Regions from separate parts of the Homo sapiens genome. Here region 1 is linked to region 2. A link is an interaction called in ENCODE POLR2A ChIA-PET data of the cell type or tissue named here. Cell type or tissue: PC-9. All regions are shown on one strand. Each heading gives the region's core, and the rest is flanking DNA. Links, peaks and the distances in the headings are about the cores only.

Evidence for each region. ChIA-PET counts read pairs that join two places held together with the same protein. Peaks named below come from ENCODE experiments on the same cell type or tissue, not always from the same donor. Only the 100,000 strongest peaks of a DNase experiment are listed, where the experiment ranks them.
Region 1: POLR2A ChIA-PET joins it to region 2 with 6 read pairs; 2 of 35 experiments call an interaction of 5 or more read pairs at or near these places.

Annotation. Positions count from the first base shown.
Region 1 is chr2:68,990,483-68,998,044 of GRCh38, forward strand. No RefSeq gene overlaps it. Among named protein-coding and RNA genes, the nearest start is that of ANTXR1, 19 kb to the right of the region's middle. In PC-9, for the core only: no CTCF peak of the experiment used is centred there; a DNase peak (open chromatin) is centred at 4,499.
Region 2 is chr2:69,342,537-69,350,098 of GRCh38, forward strand. GFPT1 (glutamine--fructose-6-phosphate transaminase 1) reads right to left here. Exons shown (of 20, transcript NM_001244710.2): 10 at 7,542-7,562; 11 at 5,635-5,798; 12 at 3,368-3,463. Among named protein-coding and RNA genes, the nearest start is that of GFPT1, 41 kb to the right of the region's middle. In PC-9, for the core only: no CTCF peak of the experiment used is centred there; no DNase peak of the experiment used is centred there.

The DNA of each region.
Region 1 (7,562 bases), core at 1,624-6,623, 350 kb before region 2:
ATAAGTTCTTCCAGGGGTATCAGAGGTTAGGGTTTGGACACATCTTACTGGAGAACCCAATTCAACTTGCTAAAGTCATGAAAGACAAGGAGACTGAGAAACTGTCACAAATTGGGGAAAACTAGGGAGCCCTGATGACTGAATGCAATGTGGGATCCTGTCTTGGATCCTAGAGCAGAAAGAAGGCATTAATGAAAAAACTGGTTTAAAAAATCCAAAGAAAATCAGTAGGTGAGTTAACAATATTATAACAATGGTAGTTTCATAATATTGCTTAACAATGTCTTAACATTAATTTCACAGTGTTGATCATTGTGTCATGGTTATTTAAGATGTTCAGATTGGGGGCCGGGTGCGGTGGCTCACGCCTGTAATTCTAGCACTTTGGGAGGCTGAGACAGGCAGATCACGAGGTCAGGAGATGGAGACCATCCTGGCTAACACGGTGAAACCCTGTCTCTACCAAAAATACAAAAAATTAGCCAGGTGTGGTGGCATGTGGCTGTGGTCCAAGCTGCTCAGGAAGCTGAGGCAGGATAATCACTTGAACCCAGGAGGCAGAGGTTGCAGTGAGCCGAGATCACGCCACTGCACACCAGCCTAGGCAACAGAGTGAGACTCCATCTAAAAAAAAAAAAAAAATATATATATATATATATATATGTATATATATATATATGTTCAGATGTTCATCCATATTAGAGGAAGCTGGGAGCAAGGTACATAAAAACTCTGTCTTTATCACTTCTCTATAAATCTGAAATTGTTTCAAACTCACAAGTTTTTAAAGTGACTAGATTGAACTACTTTATTCAAAGATAAAGATTGAGATTTTGTTTAAAAATCTAGATATTAGAAAAGACAAAACTAAAGAAACACTGATATGTGAAAAAAGAAATTGGAAAGAATGTATAGATACATTTTAAATAAATAATAAAATCAGGGGTGGTAATATTGTCAAAAAGAAGAATTTGTGGCAAAATTAGTGAATAAAATAATAGAAGGTCCTTTGGGATAACAAAACATTCAATCTATATTGAAGTCAACTTTAGAAACAAAATTACATAGATTGAAGATATATAACACCAAAAAAAAATCTATTGGAAATGCTAAAAGAAACTAGCAAAGCTACAAAATGGGAAGAGATTTCTATCAGTTTCCGACAGTTCAAATTCACAAAAATAAAATATTAAAAACTTCAATATTTAGATGTTTGCACCAGGAAGTGGAAGCTCCATGAAATGCAGACTCATATAAGTATCTGCTGGCAACAGCTTAAGTGTCACAAGCTGTGTCGCACTGATGACATGATTTTTCCGAAACAGCAAACAATTCTTGATAGTGTTCTAAACAAAGGAAATACAGCCTTCCCTAAATTTACATGCATTCCTGAAAATTTTGGTGCCTACTAAAAAGTTACAAAGTCAATTTCTTTATGTTGGAAGCAAGTTCATATCTCATCTCAGAAAATTACAATCAGATGGAACACAGGACAAGTTTTCATGGCATGCAGCTGTAAACACAATCGAACAAAGTTAGCAGAACATCCCTTCAAACAACTTGGGTATGTAGTGTGTCCCCCACCTTCATTAATTTCGACAACTAAAATCCCCCTGAAATCTTCTGAATTTTTTACTTTGCTTGATACATATTATGTGTGAGTAATATGCAGAAAGCCCCAAAACAGAGGACCTTAGCATAGCAGGCATGTCCCAACTGAGCACAACTTTGGTTACTGCCTACACTTAACTTGGTCTTCTAATAGGATTCTCTAGTTAGGGGACCATTAAAGCAACTGACACCCCTGTTGTCTTCCCTACATCAGCATGCTTCTCTTGCTTGGAACAAGTGTCAAAGCCCATCACACCCTGCACACCTATTACTCTTGAAAATCCTGATGTCATGGGCAGAGTCAGACCTTGCCCAGGGGCAACTGCCTTCAATTCTGTCCTCTCCTTTTCTGAACACAGCAGTATTTGTGTTGGGGTAGAGGTCTCGCCAGAGGCACCCTCAATGTTGGAAACATTCCCACCATGCCAAATGTTTTCTTTGACAGGTTGTTGTCGGTGCTGCTGACGTTAGGCTTGGGCAATGGCCCCTTTCTTGCCTGCAATGACAATTCTCATCATAACCCTGTTGCTGAAATGACTTGCAGGTTACCGGAGTGAAATGGAAGCTGGGGCTGTTGCTTCAATCACCTGCTCTCCTGCTGGCATGGACCACGAATCATTTGCAGATTAGAGGTTTGACTGCATCTAGATGCTCCTTGTCCTGCTTTTACATCCAGCCCCGTTGGGGCTTAGCTTTAAGTCCCATTAATGTACTGTTCAGGTACTGTTTTTTTTTTAATCATGAGCTCATTGGTACTTCCCTCAGACTGGTCCTACATTGTATTATAGTAACAAAAACTTTTTAGATTTTGGCTTTTCAATAGCATCCTTCATCTATTCTACTGCTAGGACAAATTTTTACTCTATTTTTGTATTATTTGTTCAATTCAAAGGGAATATGGAAGAGAGGGGAGTTAATATATAGGCTTAAAATGTTGCCTTGGCCAGGGGCTAGAAAGGGAGATGAGTCAATGGCAGACACCACCCATGGCCTTGTCATGAGGCTTTGAGGGTCTGGCTGGTGGCCAGTGGGACTGGTACGTGTGATAGGCCTGTGGTGACCCTGAAGCTGAGGAACGGGAGGGGCAATTGTTGAGCTGCTGATGTCTCTGTCTTTGGTCTGGCTTGGCTGCAGTGAACAATGGCCATGTTTAGCAGTGACCTGGACAGACTGCGGCCAGATTCTAACAGAGGCAGGCCCCACATGCATTTTTTTATTAAAAAGACAAAAAAAGATTAAAAATCAACTATCTAGGTCTTAGATATGAATTAATAATTTATTTTCCAGAAATATGCAGATTTGCTCATCTACCACCTGTTGGATGAAGGTGTGCATTTCTCCACTGTGGGGGTGTCATCTGCCTCTCATGGCATGAGGTGGCGCGGGCAGATGCCATGATGCCATGCAGAGACTGAGCTTTAGCCAGCCAAAGGGACTCACTCAGAACCACCCAGGCCAAACCAGGACCAGGTCTCAGGTTTGGCTCTCTCTCTGACTCCAGTATTTTCCTCTCAGACATTTATTCAAATATCATTCAGTGGGAAAGCAAACATAGCTTATGGAAAAAAAAAAAAGCTTTAATTTGCATCAACAACAAAAGCTAAGTCTTAGATGAATGCTAAATCCTTATTTCTCATTGTCAAGAGTATCAAGCGCCAGAGTTTTGGGGCGCACGCATACACACACACACACACACACACACACACACACACGAGCTAATCTCAGTGAGACCGACGCCCTCCCAGGCCTTTTGAGTTCTTTAGCTAATTGCACAAGGCAGTCAAATCAACAATGCTCTCTTTCATGCTTGAGCAACGGAGATGGGTCCTCCCTACTCAGCTTTTCATCTCTTCAGTGGAAATTATTGAATAAACAGTGAAACACAGTGCAGCAACCTCCTTCCCAACCCACACACCCCCCAAGATCAAAATTGTCAGCAATCTCTAAGAACTTCCTAGGGGCTTGGCCACACCTGCCTATGATACCCGTGTGGCAGACAGTGTGGGGCAGTGGATTAGCCAGAGCTGGATTCAAAAACTGGTTCCTAGCTAAGTTAATTAACTTCCCAGGGCCTCAGGGGGGAAATGGAGTTAATAATGCCTACTGTTGTCAGCTATTACAACCAACAACAAAATCTTAGTAGCATTCAATAACAAGCATTTTGCATCCATCTATGGGCAGGTAGCTGGAAACTAGCTGACTGAGGCTGGACTTGGCTGAGCATCTCTCCTTCAAGCTATAAGTCCATCTGGCTCCAATGTGTGCCATGCCTCTCATTCTGGCTACAGGTGGAAGGGCAGCACCTCCAGGGAGAAGCCCTTCTCATGGAGCATGGTCTGCCACATAAATCCCTCTTTGCATCACATTTACTTTTATCCCTTGGGCCAAAATAAGTTTTACGATCAAGCCAAAAGTCAAGGTGGTGCAGGTAAATAACCCCTTTGTGTACTTCTCATGTGAAAGGCACTCAACAGTTAGATGGCAAAAGAGGGTGGTGAAGAATTGGAGCTGAAAATTCAATCTGCCCCACTACTGCATAGGGTTGTGGAAAAGATAAAATGCAATGATGTGTGATACATATACATATTAAGCATTTAATAATCATTTGTGTCATTTCATTACATGCACTCCAGACCCATTGCTATAGTGCCCTGGCTGAAGTCTATTCAGGCTGTGGGAGGCAGTCAAATATGGCTTCCATCAATTTCTTCCCTTACTCTATTGGCATGCTTTTCCATGAATCAAAAAGTAGAGTATAATTCTCTTCTTTCAAATCTAAGTTAAACTTTGTGACTTCCCTTGACCAAGATAGAGAAGCAGAAGTGACAGTCTGAGATTCCTAAGGTTAACACATAAGAAGACTTGTCACTTCTGCCTGAGTCATTGGAATGCTCACTTTAGGACCGCTCCCTCTGAAGACCAGTGGCCAAGCTGGAAGAAGCCCAAGCCACATGGGGAGGCCACAAGTACGTGCCAAAATTTACAACTCCAGCTGAGCTTCCAGCCAACAGCCAGCATCCGCTGTTAGCTATACCAGTGGGCCACTTGAACGTCCAGCCCAGTTGATCCTTCAGATGACCAGAGTCCAGCTGATATCTTGCTGCAGTCACATGGGAGACCCCAAATGAGAGCTTCCCAGCTGAGCTCCAGTCAGCCCTCAGAACCATGGGAAATAATAATTCATTGTTTTGTCATCATGTTTTAGGATGGTTTATTTTGCAGCAGTAGGGAGGCAGAAGGCTGGCCAATGCTAATATTTCCACCGGTCACTGAAGCCATGCAGAACCCTGGTGGCTAAAGAATCTTCTCATCCCTAAACTCACCAGAGTTCCCTCTTCGTGTTGGTCCTGTCTCCCCTTTCCAGGGCTGTCAGAGCCCTTTAAAAAGGCTTTTAGCATTAGCTTAGCTCCCTCTCCAACCCCTTTCACTTCAAAGTGGGGAAGGTGTCTATGGTGTGGGAGGTAAATGAATTAGTTTGGCAGCAACTCACTGAGAGTGGACACATGCAAGTTCAAGCCTTTTGAGGGGCTGAAAGGGGATGGCTGTTCAGAGTTCTGATGCATGTATGTTTCCCTAACGCTCTTCATTCATGGGACTCAGAATGACTCAGACTTAAGATGAATTGAATTGACTCTTAGACTTTTGACTAGTAGATGATCTTTGCATTTGACCCTAAATGTACTTGATGCCATATTCAAGAGGCATCTGAGAATCTGATTCCCCAGAATTCTGCACTGACTTCTCCTATTTCACAAGCTCTGGGGAAGACAAGCCCATGGGCAGGCACATGAAGCTCTACAGAGTGCCTGAGAGCCACTGAAAAGGCCCTGGTGGATCTCGTGGGGCTCAGCTCCCCATGAGAACTCCACCCATCAGAGCATAGATGTCCACAGGAGCCCAACAACGTTCTTGGAAACCAAATGCAATTACAACACTTTCATTCAAGTGATTTCTTCCTGCTGACTTGCTTTATACATCTGCTCTGCAAAAGTAATTTTACAGTAAATAAAGCAGCAACCCCTTGTTGGAATTCAAGGACCTTCAGCCCTTATGTAAGTCAAAGGAAGAATCCCCATCATCCACTTATCTAAACATGAGAGTTACACAGTCATTTAAAGGATTCAAAGGAACTAGACAAATTGCAAGTTGGTGACACAAAAGTCAACATCCTGCAGTAGAATAAAGAAATAACAAAGCCAAGCACCGTGTTATGAATGGGATTCAGAAAATCTAGTTCCTAGAAATTCCAGTCATGGAAAAAATTGCAGAAAAAAAAAAAAAGGATTATCAGGTTTAAACCTAAACTTTCAAAACTTGTTCAGCTCCTCACCTTCCCACTTACAGACGTTATCAGCAAGCTTTCCTTTGTCTCAATGGGTGACATGGGCGAAGGAACATCCCAGCTCTATCCCTTACAGGCACATGTATTTTTAACAAAGATATTTGGCAACTGTCAGATTTTCATTCACAGAATGAGGAGCATAATATCAAAATCACAGTTGTGAGTCTTAATGGAACTATGGCATTCATGTAAGCCTTTAACAGAACTCTTGTCTTACAATAATTCATTTCTTTGGTCAATGCTAACCCCTAAATCCAACTCTCTCTAGCTCTCTCTGTCTTTCTTTCTGTCTCTCTCTCTCATTGCCAGCCTCTACATTTCCTTATTCCCTTTTCAGACAAGGATATCTGCTTAACTCCCAACTTAAAAAAAAAATCACACAAACAAGCAAACACAAAAGCTCCTTCAACCTTGTATTTCTTTCCTACCTCCAACTCTACCCCAACTATTGCCCATTTTATAGCTTCACAGTTAACTTTTTACACTCACTGTATCTACTGCCTCCCCTTCAATTTACTGTTTGTTTTTAACACTATGTGATTTGTAACATTTACTTTTGAGCTCTTATCCATATGAACATTTTTCATAGTTGCCAACATAAGCTGCATATATCGTACATTTATTTTTTGTAAGAATGCACAATGATATCACTTTCTCATGTTTTACAGGCTTCATGTGCTTTATTTGTGATGGCTACATAGATTTTATTACTGATCCAAAACTTATTAAATCATTCTCATAATGTTGGGCATTATTTTACATTTTAATTATAACTGTTAAGTGGTGTATGTGTGTGTGTGATGTGGTGTTTATAAAACAAAGAACACACAGAGTAATTTATAAACATTGAAGGCAATGTATTATATATAATTTTTACTGTGTATGTATTCATGATTTATGTATATATATATGGTTTTTAGTGTTGCTTTCAATGTTTATAAACTACTGTGTGCAGTGTTTTTTTTTCAACTCTTTCAGTTTTGTCAACATTATTTTATAAATATCTTCATGTATTGATATCTAGTTCATGTGACTGTCACTTTTAATGGCCTAGCATTTCATTGTGCTAATAGCTCATTAGGATGAAGCAATGTTAGCAGGATTCCTTAGCAGAACCATTAGAAAAATCTGAAGCATCTCATTTTTTTAAATACTGTAAATTTTTGACTAAGTACAGCAGCTCATGCCTGTAATCCCAGCACTTTGGGAGGCCAAGGAGAATCACTTGAGGCCAGGAGTTACAGACCAGCCTGGCCAACATGGTAAAACTCCATCTCTAGTAAAAATACACACACACACAAATAGCCAAGCATGGTGGCCAGCTACTCAGGAGACTGAGGCAGGAGAATTGCTTCAACCAAGGAGGCAGAGGTTGCAGTGAACCGAGATCGCGCCACTGCGCTCCAGCATGGGTGACAGAGACTCCATTTCAAAAAAAAAATTTTTTTTTAATGAAATAAAATGCTGTAAATTTTTACTCCAAATAATAAATACACATAGTTTAAAAGTCAGATTGTCCAGGCCGGGTGCGGTGGCTCACGCCTGTAATCCCAGCACTTTGGGAGGCCGAGGTGGGCGGATCACGAGGTCAAGAGATCGAGACCATGCT
Region 2 (7,562 bases), core at 1,657-6,656:
TCTTTGAAAGTTATCTTAAAGGCAAAAGTAGAGGGACACAGAAAACAGATCATTAGATGTAGAGGGCTGGAGCTGGAGGAGGGGTTGACAACAATAGGGTGCAAGGAAATTTTGGGAGTGATGGAACTGTTCTACATCTTGACTTTGTAGAGGTTATGATTATGACTATGTTGTAGAGGTTTGTCAAACTTAGAGTTATACACTAGGAATGGTGAATTTTATTATATCTAATTATGTCTCAATAAACCTGTCTGGGAAAAACATTATCTCAGTTACGTTTATTTCCCCTCTGGTGCCCAGAAAGGTGCTCTGTAGAGTAACATAAACCCACTCTCCTCTCAGTCTTTGCCGTCCCCATTCCCCTAATGCTTCAGTCAAAATGCTTGATTGTTCTGATCCCTCCACATTTATCTTCAAACCCAGCATCTCTCCCTGGACGACAGCAACATTCTCCAGTTCTCTCTTCTGTTCTCCACCTCCTGGAGTCTGCTCTCCATATGCTACCAGAAGGATCTCTTACAGTGATCCTTTAAAAACATAAAGACCCTCCAATGAAGTCTGTCCTCTTTTTCATTTTCAGTTTCTATAGCTATTTACATGTTGTTCTCCATGTGTCTTGTCCAGAAATCCTTCCACACAGGCTAGTTTTCTATCTGTGAGAAATTCTCATTCAACATTCATTCAACTGGTCAACTAAAATTCCCTAATCACCCACCAAGTAAATATAGTGGTCAAGGCACTGAGAGCTTCTGGACTCAAACAATTCCAAATCTGGCTGAGGAGAATGACAGGTACCTCCTCGTGGGCCTCATCCTGCTGCTCTCTCTGAACCATTTTCAGTCTGTCTACTCTGCCCCTGCTCTCTTCATCTCCTCACCTTTTTTTTTTTTTTGAGACAGAGTCTTGCTCTGTAGCCCAAGCTGGAGTGCAGTGGTGCAATCTCGGCTCACTGCAACCTCCACCTCCCAGGTTCAAGCGATTCTCCAGCCTTGGCCTCCTTAGTAGCTGGGATTACAGGCCGCGAGCCACCACGCCCAGCTAATTTTTTTCTATTTTTAGTAGAGAGGGTTTCACCATGTTGGCTAGGCTCGTCTCGGACTCCTGACCTCAAGTAATCCACCCACCTTGGCCTCCCAAAGTGCTGGGATTACAGGTGTCAGCCACCACGCCCAGCCAGTCCACCTTCTTTTTTATCTTAGTTAGTTATACTATAAAACCAAGGTATGTGTTTTACTTTTTATCTTTTGAATAATTATATGTTCTCCGTTTTGAATTTCAATAATGAAAGAAGGTATGTTTCTCTATTTTAAAAAATTAGCAAGTAGAAAACAAAACCAAACAAAATAAAAAGTGTCACTAGCTTCCCAAATAATTTATAATCAAATCCGAACTACTTACTTTGGCCTTCAAGTCCCATAAGACCTGTCTCCTGCTTACTCTGACCTAGCACATCCCTTCTCACTCAGGCCACACCAGCCAGACTGGCCTTCTTGCTGTTACTGCACTAGACCAAGCCTGTTTGTGTACCTCTGCCTACAGTGTTTTCCACAGACCTTGGCATTAATTACAAATGTTTGAGAAGAAAGGAAACAGCAGTAAAAGGCTGGATCAGGGTCATGCAAAGGCAAAGACTCAATATAAAAGCAAAGCAAAAAAAAAAAAAAAAAAAAAAAGGCAGACCAACTACCAGAAAGACCTGTATTGCAGATGATGACAAAGAATGACATGGATGTAAGACAGTGAGATTAGCTGGCCACGGTTGTTTCCTTAAAATTAGTCCTAGAAATTTCTGGTGGCTGAGGATAGTTGGGATAGTTCTGAAAGAAGCTGCCCAAAGCTCTAAATTTGATGCTTTTGAGAAAAGCCTGATCCCTTTTGAGATGAGGTAAGCCATCACTACAGGCAAAAGAAAGAATGCCTGATGGACAGGGGAGGGGATGGAGAGCACTTAGAACAATGAATACATGGGGAGTAGTTTGGTTCAATAAATGACTAACAATGTGACCTTTGACAAACTGAAAGCCTCAATCTCCTCATCCTAACAACAAAAAAGATGACAGCTATCCTGTTTTATTACAGAACTTTTATGTACATAATACAGATATAAGTACTCTTTTTTATTTTTTTTTTTTGAGACAGGTCTTTCAACCAGGCTGCAGTGCAGTGGTGGAGTCAGAGCTCACTGCAGCCTCGATCTACAGGGCTCAAGCAATCCTCCCACCTCAGGCTCTTCAGTAGCCAGGGCTACAGGCACCCACCACCACACCCAGCTAATTTTTTAAAAATTTTTAGTAAAAAGGAGGTCAGACTGGTCTAGAATTCCTGAGCTCAAGCGATCCTCCCGCTTTGGGTTCCCAAAGCGCTGGGATTACAGGCATGAGCCACTGCACCCAGCCAAAAGTACTTTTTAAAACCGTGAACTTCCCAAAGTTTGTCTCATTTTCTTCCCTTATAAAACAAATCTTTTTCCTGACCTCATTTCCATAAATACCATAAAAGAATTTACTGCTACTCTCCCAGTTCTTCCAGCTCAACCATCTTCAACAACCACCTCTGTCTACAGAGGCAGATACAATTCCTCTGGTGGTACATGCCTGTAATCCCAGCTACTTGGGAGGCTGAGGCAGGAGAATCACTTGAACCCGGGAGGCAGCAGTTGCGGTGAGCCGAGATGGCACCACTGCACCCCAGCCTGGGCAACAATAGCAAAACTCCATCCTAAAAAAAAGAGTAGTGTTGTACTCTCACCTCTACCTTAAAAATGCAGGAGGGTACAGGTTATCCAAAGGCATCAGGCAAATAACTGAAAGACCTCTGGGGAAGTTCACACTTTTACTTATTTATACACTCAGAAAGGAAACCTAGGCCAGGCAGATACACATAAGCTGCCCAGCAACGGGACCAGGTCTTATTCTTCTTAGAATTCACAGTACCTAGGACAGTCCCTGGTACACAGTGGGTGACCTACACATAAAATTTACCATTTTAACTATGTTTAAATGTACAATTCAGTGGCATTAAGCACATTCACATTATTGTGCAACCATCACTACAATCCATTTCTGTAATTTCATCATCCCACAACTGAAACTCTGTACCCTTTAAACAGTGACTCCCCATTTCCCCTCCCCACAGCCCTTGGTAACCATTAATCTACTTTCTCTTTCTGTGAATCTGACTATTCTAGATATCTTATATAGGTAGAATCACACACTAAAGAACTTTTTCCAAGATGGCTGGGCTCCACTGATGGCTGGCAGCTGTAGTTGTTCTACAAGGCTATTAAGGGCAATGAACTTTCAGGTTGTTAATGGCACCTCCTACTGTCAGAGACACTGAAATAATAAAATAATTCATATGTAATTACCAGTATAGTCATCAAAGTTGACTCTTCCTCTCATTGTGTTCACGACAGACTCTGGCTGCTCAAATATTTCCTTCTGCATAAATGAACTGAAGTTGCCTATAGTAATAGAAATCACATAATTAAAACAAAAACAAATCAAATAAAAGAATTTGTACACAACTAAAAGTTTCCTTTAATATAATCTTGGTAAATAAAATATAACAAAAGTTCATGCAATAGACATGACTGCCTAAAAGATTGGGTGAACATATTTTACTCTGTGGAAAAAAATAACAGTAAAAGTCACTTTTAATTAACTTCATACTTGAAATGTGCAGTTACAACAAGTGAATGAGACAAGCTTTTTTTTTTTTGAGACGGAGTCTTGCTCTGTCACCCAGGCTGGAGTGGAGTGGCATGATGTAGGCTCACTGCAATCTTGGCCTCCTGGATTCAAGGGATTCCCCTGCCTCAGCCTCCTGAGTAGCTGTGACTACAGGCGTGTGCTACCACGCCCGGCTAATTTTTTGTATTTTTAGTAGAGACAAGGTTTCACCATACTGACCAGGCTGGTCTCGAACTCCTGACCTCATGATCCAACCACCTCGGCCTCCCAAAGTGCTGGGATTACAGGCGTGAGCCACCGCACTCAGTCAACTGGGACAAGCTTTAAGTTTTGGAGTGCAACCCACCCAAACTGTAGTTCTATCCTTTACTATCTAAACTGGGGAAATTATTAATCTATAAAATAAGAGACCAATTACTTCACAGTATGGATTGTAGTATGGATTAATAAAGCAAAAAATCTGACATATATATATATAGAGTTATGCAATAAATGTTATTTCTTATTTTTACTTTTTTTTTTGAGACAGGGTCTTTGTCACCCAGACTGAAGTGATCACCGCAAGATCACCGCTCACTGCAGCCTCAATCTCCTGGGCTCAAGCAATTCTCACACCTCAGCCACCTGAGTAGCTGAGACTACAGGCACACACTACCATGCCCGGCTCATAGTTTTGTTTTGTTTTGTTTTGTTTTGTTTGAGACAGAGTCTCACTCTGTCGCCCAGGCTGGAGTGCAGCGGCACGATCTCACCTCACTGCAACCTCTGCCTCCTGGGTTCAAGTGATTCTCCCACCTCAGCCTCCCCAGTCACTGAGACTACAGGTACATGCCACCATGCCCATAATTTTCTTTGTATTTTTAGTAGAAACAGGGTTTTGCTATGTTGCTGAGGCTGGTCTTGAACTCCTGAGCTCTGGCAATCTGCCTGCTTCAGCCTCCCAAAGTGCTAGGATTACAGGTGTGAGCCAGTGCACCTGGACTTTTTTTTTTTTTAGTTTGTAGTAGAGATAAGGTCTCACTATGTTGCCCAGGCTGGTCTCAAACTCCTGAGCTCAAGTGATCCTCCTACCTTGGCCTCCCTAAGTGTTGAGATTACAGGCATGAGCCACCGTGCCTGGCCAATGTTAGTTTTTATTCCTACCACAATCCCATCAGAAAGGAATAAAATAATCCAAATCATAATAATTATAATAGTTAACAGAAGCAAATATTACATACGACTAAGTGTGTCAGACACTGTTTTAAGCTTCTTTTTTTTTTTTTTGAGACAGAGTTTTGCTCTTGTTGCCAAGGCTGGAGTGCAATGGCGCAATCTCGGCTCACTGAAACCTCTGCCTCCCGGGTTCAAGCCATTCTCCTGCCTCAGCCTCCCGAGTAGCTGGGATTACAGGCATGCGCCACCACACCCAGCTAATTTTGTATTTTTTAGTACAGTCGGGGTTTCTCCACGTTGGCAAGGCCAGACTGGTCTCAAACTCCCCACCTTAGGTGATCTGCCCACCTCGGCCTCCCAAAGTGCTAAGATTACAGGTGTGAGCCACCGCACCCAGCCATATAGTAGCTTCTTAATCCTCAAAACAACCTTAATGAGGCAGGCTATATTATCCTCATGTTATATATAAGAAAACTAAAGCACAAAGAGAATAAAAAGGAACAGAACATTAACTATTTTTATGTTTATAAAGTATCTTTAAAGTATCAAGTGTTAATAACCTTTTTATAATGTTACAAATAACAAATCATTAATTAGTTTGAAGACGATTGTAAAAACAGCAGATAATTTCTCTAAAGAATCATCCCTTTTCCTAGCGTTGTCCCTTCACTAATCATGTGGAAGATTCCACTCATCATTCATTACTAGATTTAATATGCTAGGAAAGGAAGTAGAATATATTCTTTCCAGTAAGGACAGCAAGCTATAACATGACAAAAACTTTCACCCTTCATGATCTGCTGGAGTTCCATCTGGAGTGTTTGCACAGCTCGTCCGGGGTGATCTCCTGCAGTTCGTTTAATTCGATGGATAGAAAGACGTCCATCCACTACTGCTGCAACATCATCATCTTCCAGAAAGATGACGCGATTGGTGTGTTCTATGACAGCACTATAAAGTTTTCAAGGAGATATTACAATCGATAACCAAGGATCATTATTACAAATGAAACTATCATTTGGATACAAGAACCAAATTTCAATATAAACTCTATCACTCTGCAGTATCTCAGAGAATTTTCTGGTTACTAATGCCAACCCCTACAGGAAAGTATGGGGAAGGTGGTCATTGTGGACAAAAAATAAAAGGAACTCTGCATAGCAATCTAAACCAAACAGATTAGATCAGAAAGCATGGTTGTTTCCTCCTCATTCTATCCATTACCAAGTCCTGAAATTTTAACTTCCAAATATTCTTAGTTTCTATGTCCACCACCAGACAAATTCAAGCTCCCATCAGCTCCTCGGGTGGACTACTGCAGCGATCTCCCAATTAGTCCACCCACTTTCTCTCTGATCTCTCTCCGTCCATCCTCCATTTCTGCCAAAATTGATATCAAAAGGCAACAACTCTAATAAAGATTTCTCCTTCACTCAACAAACCATTTGACAGTTTCCCTTTGGCTCTCAGAGAGACAACAAAGTGCCTTACCGTAATCCCTATACCTCCTTCTCCAGCTTCATCTCCCCCCAAGCTTCCTCTCACTCTCTCTATTCTGGCCACACTCAAAGCCATCCTAAACTCTCACAGGCTGAGCCATTTGCAAAGAATGAATGTTCCTCCCTCTACCTGTTAACCTAATTAACTCCTAATCTCTCCTTAACTCTCAGTTCAAACATCATTCCCTTAAAGAAATTTACCCACCAAGGGTAAATCACTCTGTTACTAGCATTCTGCAGCTCTTGTCACAGCTGGAATTCTACACTTCTGTGATCATTGTTTAAAATTTGCCTCCTCACTATGGAAGAGCTCCTAAGGAAAAGTAATATTTTTATTTTTACTCACCATTATCTCCTGACGCTAGCATATGACTTCACCCAGTGTTCAATATGAATGTATAAATGAATGAGAAAAGGCTGATATGTTTCTGTAATTCCAGTGTATTTAAGCCATAACTGTCAACTGTGTAATCTTACACATCTTAGCCCTGACTACACACCTTACACACCTGTAAAAACATTAAAGAGTAAAGCTTGTTTTCCCACTGAGATAATATATTCCCTGATGTCCTAAATGGCATTATTTTCTTATTTTTATTATTTTCTCTTATTTTCAGGTACAGTGGATGACTCAAATACTTGTTTGCAATTTCGGTGATTTTATTTTATCCTCATTACTATTTCATTTACAAATGCATGTAAACATCCCCCTGCATTTTCTCTCAAAATATCTTAGTCTACTACTATCCCTTTATAAAAATGATTATGCTGCAAATTAATTCTAAATGTAAAAGATGAGTATCTACATTAGACTAAAACTACAATAGTTTAGCAACTATGCTATAACTATTGGGATACTAACTAAGCCATTTTACTCTTCAATCTAGAATCTCCTCCCTTCAAAACCTGGATAAGGCTCCTGAAATAAGAAGGAAAAAAATGTAAGAGCTCTAAAATAAATACACTGGAACAAGTCTCAAGCAGTATATGTGTTCTTAGTAAACTGACCCACATACTTTGAAATGACAGAAAAAGTGTCCTTACAGCCCCATCTCCAAAATGGTCACCTGTATTTCTTTAATTTAAAAAGTTATCTCACAGAGCACAACTAGACTGATACACAATGACTTCTTGGGTTTCCTGCAGAATGAGAAGTTTTACTAAAAATCTCTTTGAATCAACTAAGGAAGCTCACCTTGCATCAGAAGCAAAGTAA